2 separate regions of the Mus musculus genome follow, and region 2 is linked to region 1. A link is a loop called in an ENCODE intact Hi-C map of the cell type or tissue named here. Cell type or tissue: left cerebral cortex. All regions are shown on one strand. Links, peaks and the distances in the headings refer to the core of each region. The heading gives the core; the rest is flanking DNA.

What was found. A loop is a pair of places that touch in the nucleus more often than their neighbours do. Peaks named below come from ENCODE experiments on the same cell type or tissue, not always from the same donor. Only the 100,000 strongest peaks of a DNase experiment are listed, where the experiment ranks them.
Region 2: it touches region 1 in a loop (3-fold over the local background); 2 of 42 quality-filtered maps call a loop at or near these places.

Annotation. Positions count from the first base shown.
Region 1 is chr17:52,456,532-52,461,913 of GRCm38, forward strand. No RefSeq gene overlaps it. Among named protein-coding and RNA genes, the nearest start is that of Gm27217, 140 kb to the right of the region's middle. In left cerebral cortex, for the core only: no CTCF peak of the experiment used is centred there; DNase peaks (open chromatin) are centred at 2,354, 2,944, 3,267 and 5,015; H3K4me3 peaks cover 293 bases; H3K27ac peaks cover 1,271 bases.
Region 2 is chr17:52,347,482-52,352,863 of GRCm38, forward strand. No RefSeq gene overlaps it. Among named protein-coding and RNA genes, the nearest start is that of Gm41600, 46 kb to the left of the region's middle. In left cerebral cortex, for the core only: no CTCF peak of the experiment used is centred there; DNase peaks (open chromatin) are centred at 745, 1,209, 1,501, 2,118 and 3 more places; H3K27ac peaks cover 3,678 bases.

The DNA.
Region 1 (5,382 bases), core at 118-5,117:
CCTTACTTACCCTTTTGCCCAATTCTCTCTGCCTTGCTAAAAATTGTTAGATTACATATGTGAAGCTAGCCCCCAAGGTCTATCCCATTAGTTGTACCAATCCCTCCTTCTCTGGCTGATTACCAAGGTCCAGCTATCAAAGTACTGAAGACTGGCAATCAGCCCTCTTTGGTTCACCTAATTAACATACACAATTAAAATTAAACACCTTGTCCTAACACGAGGTCTCCCCTTTATAAGCTGCCACTTTCCTATGTGCCACCTCTGTCTCCTCTCTCTCAAGAGGCAATCCTTTGTCCTTCTCCCTTGCCCCTTTCCTCCCCTCTCCTTTGTCCCCTTTTCCACTCCCTCTTTCTCTCTTCCTGTCCTTGCTCCTTATCCCTGCCTTCTGTCCCTCTGGAACAATACATTTTCCTTATACTGAGAACTTGGTCTTTGGGGTCCAAGCTAACACTTTTCCTTTCATCCCTGTCTCAATAAATAATGTAAAGGAAGACTTCACTGTCAGACCTCCACATATATATGGAGGCATATGGGTCCATACCCATTCAAAGGTGCATATACTCACCCATAGACACATGTACCAAAACAAACACATGAGTGCAGGAGGGGGGATATAGCTCAGTGGTTAGGAGGTGGAGTTCAGTTCTCAGTGCACATGTCTTATGGTGAACAACTGCCTGTAACTCCAGCTCTAGGAAATTCAACTTCTTTCTGGTCTTTATGTGTACCTGGACACACACACACACACACACACACACACACACACACACACAAATAAATCTTTAAAATAATGTCTGAGGTGGGAGCTGGAGATATGGCTCAAAGGTTAAGAACTGACTATTCTTACAGAGGACCCAGATTCAATTGGTTGCTTGTACCTGTACAGTAGATCACAGCTGCATGTAATTCCTGTCCCAAGGATTCTGATGTGTCTTCTGACCTCCACATGGAACAGGCACACACATAGTAAGCAAACATACAAGCAGACAAAACATTTATACAATAAAAATAAATAAAGATATAATATAAAAAAACAAACAAACAAACCTCAGTTGCTTTTCAGCTGTTTCCAACACACAGTTCAGGGTGTGAGATGTTTCATTTCTTTGATGAGTGACCCCCATCTCTTCTAAGTTTCAGGCTTGCAAAAAGAATTCTCATGCTGGTACTTTCATATTATAAGGTACTGAGCATATCAGAAGATGCCACTGGAGAAATTTCAAACAGAAAGACTGGTATTTGTTCCCCACTTAGCCATAATGCTAAGGACCATTGTCATTCAAAAGGCTCCTGTTGTTCAGTCACTCATCTTGCTGAGAGTGATTCTCAAAATTTCATGAATAGTAAGATAGTTTCTGGTTCCCTAGATGTTAAAATATGAACAAAGGAATTCATATTAAATAGCATTGAATAGAGCCTTTGCAAAACAAAAAACAACAACAACAAAACAAACAACCCCCAAAAAAAGAAACAACGAAAAAAAAAAACATTGCAAATTGAAATAACAATAACCACAACAACAAAAAGTCTAAGAGAACAATCCAAGTTATATAAAGAAAACCACCTAGTATTTTTACAAGTCTCAGATGTGTTATCTGTGTCCTTTCTAGGGCCTTCCTTAAGATATTTACTGTTATGTCTAGAGAATGGGAAAATCTGGTTTCCAATGATGGTATATGGCACTCATGGGTGAATAGGTAAGTTTGAAAAGTCACATGCACGACAATCCTGCTCATTTGAGTTTGAGGGCTTGAAGACCAAACCAGAGAAAACAGGGACAGAAGGATTCAAGGCCTTAATCCCTCTGGGAAGGCATATTGAGGTGAGAAAAATCATGGGAGAAATTAAATACAATGCATAACACATTCATTTAAGTCAAAACATATAACCTGATGTGGAGAGAGGGAAAAAGAGAGGAGAGAGAGAGAGAGAGAGAGAGAGAGAGAGAGAGAGAGAGAGAGAGAGAGTCAGGGAAGAGGGGAAAGGCAGAGACAAGGTTCTAGAAATTCCCCATGGTGCTGAGATCTCACAGACCCATTCGCCCACCAAGCCTACATTCCAATGTTTCCTCTGTGAGAAGAGAAGAGAACTGCTCTGATCTGGGCTATCTTGTCCTCCTTGCTTAGCCTCTTTACCTGCAAGTGTCAGGTGTTAGAAAAGGAAGCCAGCACCAGAGAGAAACAGAGCAAGGAAGGGCTCTCCTGCCCCACATCCCACCGCTATAAAGGATTCCAAGAGCTGAACCGGGCATTGTATATTTCATTTACAACGACTGTACAACAGCTGTATAATCGATGTTGTTGAAGATGTGAGTGTTGCTCAGAGTGAAGCATAAATGTCCACAGCGAGCTGCAAATGTGAATAAGAATGGCCTGCCTGCATAGTAATTGGTATTATTACTGGAATGAATGAGAAAGCCACATATGGACGGATGGGTGGGGCTACGAAGGGGTGAAACAGGAGAGACTAATGGTTGCTTTATTTTCTCTTACCCATGTCCCTTCTTTCAGATAACCAGTCATTGCAGGTGGAGGAAAAGGAATGAAAAGTAGAAAACACAGCAGGCAGAAGGTAAAGCAGTTTATCTATAACATGCCCTTTCCACTCCTATTAATTGTAGCAAATTATAACATGCATCCCCTCCTGCGGAGGAATCTATTACAAAGGGGTAGAAAGACAGACTTAGTCAACTGGGTGGGGGTTGGGGGGGGGAGACATCGGAAAGAGAAACACTTCAGGTTAATTGGAGCTAAGAATATAAAATACTCATCTTAAAGTGTGTGCTTCAGTTATGAGAAGGAAAGTGTCGAGATCAAAATGTTTTCTGTGCAGGATTCAACACAGCATGGGTGTTTTGAAACAAGCGGTAATCATTTCTCATGGAGAAATCAGAAGCAGCAGCTCCTGCTTAGGACAAGCGCAAGAGAGACCAATTCTAGTCTCCCTGGGGACCCTGGAAGAGACACATAGGCAGTCGGTGAAGGAGTCGCTTGAACCAAGCGGCTGCAGTAGTGACAGGGATTATGAGGCAGTTCAATTGCTTAATGCTTTATTCATACAGTAGAAATGACACGGAATTCCCCTAGAATTCTAAACATTAGGAGGGAACAAATTTTTAGTTTGAAAAAAAAAAATCAGTGTGACTTCTATACAGCTCTCAAAGCAAATGAATTGGTCAACTCTGTCATCAGGAAATAAGAAAATGTAAGGATTATTCCCTTGGCAAGCCAGGCTCCCTGATATTCTTTGAGAGACGAGGAATTTTGAGCCTGATGCAGAAACAGCCTGTGCCCGGCTCAACAGAGCTCTGCTCTGCTTGCTCTCACCCTGGTAGCATCCATGCGGCATTAGAATCTTTATTAGGACTCTATTTAAATATTTTTTTAACTAGAAATTATTTCTCTAAAGTAATAAACAGTGCACCAAACAACACCAAGTTAAAAATTCTTAGAAAGAAAGGCAGGGAAATTAGATACAATTTTCACACAGTTCTCATGTAAGCACATGAGAATAAAGAGGGGTCCCTCTCACCCTTTTTTTTTTTGAAGACCATCTTTGTTTACTTCATTCCCAAGTATTAAGAGATTGTGTGATCCATTTGCATAGGGTAACTAACATATACCACATCATTTGCACGTCTGCAAGTACACGTGAGTAACCGTAATTACACGTGACACCAATTACTCTATTACTTTGTATTAAATTATAATGGAAAATTCCACTAGAGAATTGAAGCCTAATTGCATCTTAATTTGCATAATTTTGCATATTAATTACATCTCCGATGAATAATAAATTTCAGCAGATTTTTAATTTATGCATAGACACAAAAACAAGTGGAGAAATAATTTAGAAAAAAAAATACCAGCAACTATTACTTAGGGCATTCAACTAATTTTGCTTAGTTTAGCAAAACAAAACTTGGTTTGTTTGATATGGCATCTTTAGGCTGATTGCTGTTTATTGCATAATATGTCTCAAAGCATAGGTGCAGACATGGCTTTTCTTAATAAAAGAGGAGGGGGTTCAATTATAGCATTTTAAGTTTAGAGATTTTATAGTTTGCTAAACCTGTTTTGGGGATAACGTCTCTTTTTAGTTGGAAATATCTTTAATTGTAATTCCTTTTTAAAAACTGAAGATTAATTTCTGTTGTTGCTATTTTAAATGCAAGGGATTACAAAAAATAGAATATAAAAAAATACTTTGGTGAAGGCAACCACTTATAAAATGTGTCAAATGATTCCTTATTTTGAATCTATGGTGAAGTAGCTCAAAATTATTTCTGTGATTTTACATGAGCAATTCAAAGAAAGAATTCCCATGCAGGTTGTTGTTTTGTTGGGAAATCACTGTGCAGAGGAATGGCTTTTAAACCTAGCTGCTATTTTCTGATTATTTTCTTTGTTTATCAGTATCCTAGTCTAAGCAGTAACATTTGCTTTTGATTGCTAGAGACCTCGATTTTAAATTTCTTACCTTTGGCCTGATATTTATTAAATAAATGGAGCAGTTTTCTATAATTAATACATATAAAGCTATCTTTACATCAAAAGTCACAATAAAACATGACTTGGTATTTCTCAAATGATAATACATCTGTGAAAATTCAATTTGTCCACCTTTGCCTCAAAACAAGCCTTCATGTTTTACTGTTGAAGCAAATGCCAAAGAAGGGGGCCCTGGGTGCTGCCTCCTTAAGTCTAATACTATGATCATTTGGCAAATTATACAAAAGGAGAAGATGACAACATCCCAATAAATCAGGAAACTGTCAAGATTAATAATCTTAGCCGTCATCTGTTTTCCTATGAAAGCCCGACTGGCATCAAGCACGTTCCAGTTTATTCTGCCCTTCTTCTGGTTGGGAAACTGGATTTGTGCCAGCCTGGTGGCACACGACCTCCAGGAAGCCATCCTGTATGCCTTCTATCGTATTAGTCTGCATTTTGCCAGTCGCGCTGTTTCACGGGGCTGCAAGCAAGAACTCCTTAGGACACATGCGCCCTTCTCCCGTTTCTGATCAGCATTATCACTTGCTACAGACGGGAGACAATCTTGAGCTTAAAAGTCTGCATTTCTGTTTGTTTCCTTACATTCTAATATTTGCTGTTTGGTTTTAAAAGTTTTCCTCAGCTCAGACAAAGTAGAACCAATGAAAGAAATAAAATAAAGGCCCGACGTTCTATTGTCAGTACAAGGCCTTGCCTCTCTGGTTTCTGTTACTGGATGACAGACCTTTGGTTACTCAGGTATTTAAAAGCTGATCATTCAGCCATCCAAAATAGAACTGTGTCCGTGATCACATCTGTCTCTACTTTTTTGTTCAAGCCTTTTGATCAGGTTCTTACATTAAAGAGGGATTTGAGCTGGCTGAGT
Region 2 (5,382 bases), core at 88-5,087, 110 kb before region 1:
GCCTTGTGCTGACAGTCAATGTCCTGTTACATGGAAACACTTGATGCTTTTGTCCACGGATATTAGGAATTTTACGAAACTATTAGAATAATGAAATGCTGCTTTGCAAAGTGATTACCTATAAGAAACACATACACACATTGCTAATACCCCCAATGACAATGAAGCCACTCTGATACCAAGAATGGTTTTAGAGGATGGCATTTTGTTTCTAGTTGAAACAAAGCACTGAACTTGGAAAGGAAATCCATCGTTCTGGTCCCAGGGTCCCCCAAAACAGTGGAGACAGGATGTTACAGAATTGTCTAGGACCCTATGATCTCTGCAGGTCCAGTAGTTTAGCTATGTGCTAGACTTCCACCTTACAATGGAGCCAAGAAAGGCTTGATTGATCCTTCTATAATCAGGTAGAATGATCTAATTATAGCTCACAAAGCTACAAAAATTGAGGTGATTTCTTAGGCTGACCTTAAGGGGCCCACACAAATTCTCTCTGTACACAGAGACGACAATGCCTCCACACTGACAGTGCTGAGCACATTCCCTCATGCTCTTTTTGAAAATGTGTGTTGTGATTGTGTGTGACACAATTTACTTATTATTATGGCAGTAGGAGTTGAATGTGATTGAAAGCCATCAAAAGGCACAGCGTCTGAATGTCAAATATGGCTTGTCTCTAATTCCAGACAATCTGGCTGTCTGTTCCTCTTCCCCATCCACACTGATTCTCTCAGCTTTGCAGTGAGTGGCACTGAGTTTTTTGCGTTTTTCTGTTCAGGTCAACATATCCGAACATTTGGGGAGCCGGAATGAAAACCAGTTTAAAGCTGTGTTGTGAATTTCTGCTTAAATAGGTTGGGTAGGAGAACAGCAATTAAATTTTTATAAGAAAAAAAAAACCTTCCACGAAGCTTACTGTTTTCTGTATTTAACTCTTTCCCACTTCTTCTTTCCAACTTCATTAGCCTCCAAGTAAGAACAGCATATTATGGATGTCGAAGGAAGTTTTATTTAGACTTATAAGGGCTGATCTATTCCCATACTGTTTAAATTAATGTTCAAAAAAGAACTCAAACCACATTCTAACATTTGGACTATGTAAGAAGGAAACAGATTTTTTGGAGGAAAAAAAAAGATGTTGCTTTAGCTAAGCAGAATGGGCTGCAGGAGCTCAGACATGCGCAGATTTCGTTTCTAAATGTGTGTGTTATCTGATAAGATCTGGGCTTCGTGTGCATCAATTCAGAGGGTAAATGAGCCCCTGAACAACTTCCTTCTCTTCGGTCCTCCCCCTCCCCGTCTTCCTTCTTTCAGCCCCCTGCCCTTTATTCCCTTTTATTTTCATCCCTTCTCTTCCCCTTCCCCACCTTCTTTTTTTCTCCTAACATATGGACTTTCACTTTTATCTCAGACACCTGCAGCCTAAGGCTTGGAAACATTTGGGGTTTTCACCTAACCGGTTTCTTTTCCGACCAAATTAGCTTGAGAAATGCAGGGTGACTTTGAAAGCAAGAATCTCTTGAAATAGAATGGCCTCAATTTACATCAGCTATAACATTCAGAGAATTAAGTTCCCAATATCTTTCCCAAATACCACGCTCTGCCCACACATGGAAGGCCTTGTTAGGTAAGCATCCACACATGTGATCATTCCCCATCAGAAAACAGCTACAGAAGAAAACAAACTCACCGATTTCGTGTTTTCATGCAATTGATTTTTCTTCCAGTTTTTCAAGTGCAAACACTGAGACATTCATATGACTTCAGAAAGGGCTGCAAGGCCAAAATTCATATTCTCTCTCTCTCTCTCTCTCTCCCTCTCTCTGTGTGTGTGTGTTTTGCATGAGTGAATTACATTTCAATTAGCCAGCTTTTAGCAATAGTTACTTACTTTGGTGTGTTGGCTTCTATTTGTAGCATGTGTGTGAATATATTTTTTCTCATAAAGAATAATTTTAACAAGAAAAAGAAAAAAAAATAGTGAGCCAGAAAAATGTCAAAGTCTACCTTTAGAAAACACATCACCTTCTAGAGAAAAGCCGCAGCCTGTCTTCCATGTCCTAAATATTGTAGTGCTTGCCTTTGAATATAGTTGACATCATTGAGGAGGTGAATTTTAGGCTTCTTCAAGTGATGGATTACATAGAGCCAGCAGCAGCAAACCTACCCCTTCCCATGTCCTGGCATTACAAGAACCTGGGAGTTTCTTTTATGAAGCTGAATGAGAAGGATAAATGATATACTGGGTTAGCATACCTTCCTGATCACATTTGTAGTCCATAATGATTTTCAAATAGAACAAAACTCTGCCTGAGATGTTGTAATTTGTGAAGACTGTCAAACAAGTCATGGTCCCAAACCTTAAATAACCTGTTTTCTTGTCTTCAAGTCAGTCTTGCCACACTTATCTGGCCTCCAGTTCCTTTGCAAGCATCATGTGTCAGTGAATCCAGTGAACTAATCCATCAGAACTTCCGCCACTTTTCTGGGATTCCTTCCACAAGGCTTGTTTCTTATGCACCATTCACATCCAGCTTACCCAGGGGCTTTGCAGGACGGAAGTTACTTTCAGACTAACCCTGCAGGAGGAGTCAGCATACAAAGTAAACCAATTGCCCATGCCTTGACTAGATAGATGCTCTGGATCCGAGGTGATCCCCGATACTGCTGATCACAGATAACTGCAGAACTGGTCTTGGAAAAACTCTCTATGCTGATTTTTGTAGTTAGCAATGTAAGCTGTAGAATCTTGGGAGGCAGAGGCAGGTGGATTTCTGAGTTCGAGGCCAGCCTGGTCTAGAGAGTGAGTTTCAGGCCAGCCAGGGCTACACAGAGAAACCCTGTATCAAAAAACAAACAAACAAACAAACAAACAAAAACAACAACAACGAAAACAAAACAAAACCAAAAAAAATCTGTAGAGAGTTTTTCCAAGACCAATTCTCAAACTGTGAGAAAAAGAGGACATACACACACACACACACACACACACACACACAGAGAGACAGAGAGAGAGAAAGAGAGAGACAAAGACAGGGAGACAGAGAAAGAGAGAGAGACAGAGAGAGGCAGAGAGACAGAGAGACAGAGAGACAGAGACAGAGAGACAGAGACAGAGAGAGAGACAGAGACAGAGAGAGAGAGAGAGACAGAGAGACAGAGAGAGATTGAATATCCTAAAATATTCCAAATACACTTGAGAAACACTTGGCTACATTTAAACTTATCAACCCAGTCATGTGACTAGAGAAAGCCTTTGACAACTAACTCTTTTCTGAGAACCTTAGCATTCCTGTCAAATGGTTCCTAGGAGCTGGTAATATTCAAACTGTCTAAATCTGAAGGCAGTTCCAGAGATAGCAAGAAAGGTGGGCAGGAAGCAGACCCAAGTTCACTGTTATTCTACCAGATGAAGAGAGAGCTTCTTGTAGTGTCAGAGAGCTTGTTGAATGGAAACAGTCAGAGATGGTGCTCACCAGCAAACCAATGTGAAGGAGCAAAGCTCCAACAGATTCTTCTGTCAATGTCCTGAGACTTTCTGGCCACTGGAAGCATTGCATCATTAAAGGAAAAGCCCATCTAGCACCAGCAGACAGAGAATATCAAATTATTATTTCAGTCTCCAAGGGTACATTGAAAAGTAAAAAAGCATGCAGAGTGGGGTACTTTCTATGTGTTAGAATTCTATTCAGAAAGGTATATTCAGTTTTATGGTTGTCAGCTTCAAAAGGGATGGGGGCACAGAATCAAATTTTAAAACGTCGTTTTCTTCTGTCTGTATAGGCAGAAGGGCCAGACTGTGGGAGAGGGTATGCCACAACAGCCCACGCGCATCACTCCTTCCACGTCCTGCCTCACCTGCATCTCCTCTACCCCCAAAGCTACCAAAATTAGACTGTGAGGCTTATATGGCCCCAGCCCCACACGCTGGAGGCATTATCTCCTATCTGCGGTATTGAGTGCTGTAATCCTACAGCTAAATGTGGTAACCCAAATTTCACAGGGATGCTGTAGCAAGCTTGACAAGATAACCAATCTCAGCGTGTGGAGTGTGAGGTCGCAATAAGCCTGCAGGCTTGGAGCAGTGTGGATGCTTTGTGTAGCTTCTCCTACGCACTCTATAGCTTATCCATCCTCACAGAGATCACAAGAACCCTAAATAGCAAATATGGCATCTGAACTAGAACACCACCTGTTTTGTGTAAAAGGAGATGGGCTTCTGCCACTGGCTGCTTCTCTTTCATCTCCACATTTTTGGTGGAGAAGAGAGCAAGTTTTGCGTCCATCACTGTTGTCTGGCTGACAGAATTCATGTAAAATTGCTAGCTTGTCTATCTCTCATTATCTAGGTTTAGACCTAGGCCCACAGCTCCTACCCTACCCACAAAACAGCAGCTTACATATATCTTTAACATATGTTGCTTTGGACATTTTATAGATAGATGCTTACAAGTACTTGGGATCATAGGTAAGAAAAATCATTGTTCGACAAGCCTCTTTGTTCTGCATGTCAGAATATTTTTTTGTTGACTTTTGTGGGTGAAAAGAATTTCTCTCTCCCTCTCTGTATGTCTGCCTTTGTCTGTCTTTTTCTCTCACCCTCTCTGTCTGTCTCTCTGTCTGTGTTTCTGCTTGTCTCTCTGTCTGTGTCTCTCTCTCTCTCCAACCCCCTTCCCTCTCGTATCAGATTACTTAGAAACACGCAGGTTTGACACATGCTTTTACCTGAAACCCTGTCTACTCCTGCTGCTTTATTGGACCCCTAATTACTTGTAAAAAAATAATAAATTGGGCAGGTGTTTGCTCTTCCAGTTGATTAATTGACAATGATTTCGTCACAATTGACAGCAGAAAGCTAGGAAGCTGCAGGTTGGGGTTCACCAGCTTGTGAGGAGAATTTACAAAAGGCTGGAATTGCCAACAGGCTGTGTTTCTCATTCCAGGATAAGCGATTTTTTTCTGTCCCAGTGTTAAGCACTGTCACATCGGTAATTCTTTATTTTATACTTGTGAAACTCTGAAGCAGATAAAATACGTTTAGAAATGTGTTACTATTTATTATTATTAATTATTATTATTATTATTATTATTATTATTATTATTATTTACTGTAAGTGAAAAAGATCACCCAAATTAGTCCCTGTTAACTAAAAGGCCTGTACTACACAGAAACCATGGTGGCTAAGGTTTGCTTGACTGGGTCTTTTTACCATGTCTGAGATATATGACTTCTCCATTCAGCTGGATCAGCATTGGTAGCAGCCAGCAAAAGGTGGCCCCTAAGAACTGAGTATACCTCCCAGAATACTAGCCTAGCAAAGTTGGGGCCATTTGGTAGTAATAGTTTTTAAAGTTTGAAAAAAAAAAAAAGACAAAAGAAAA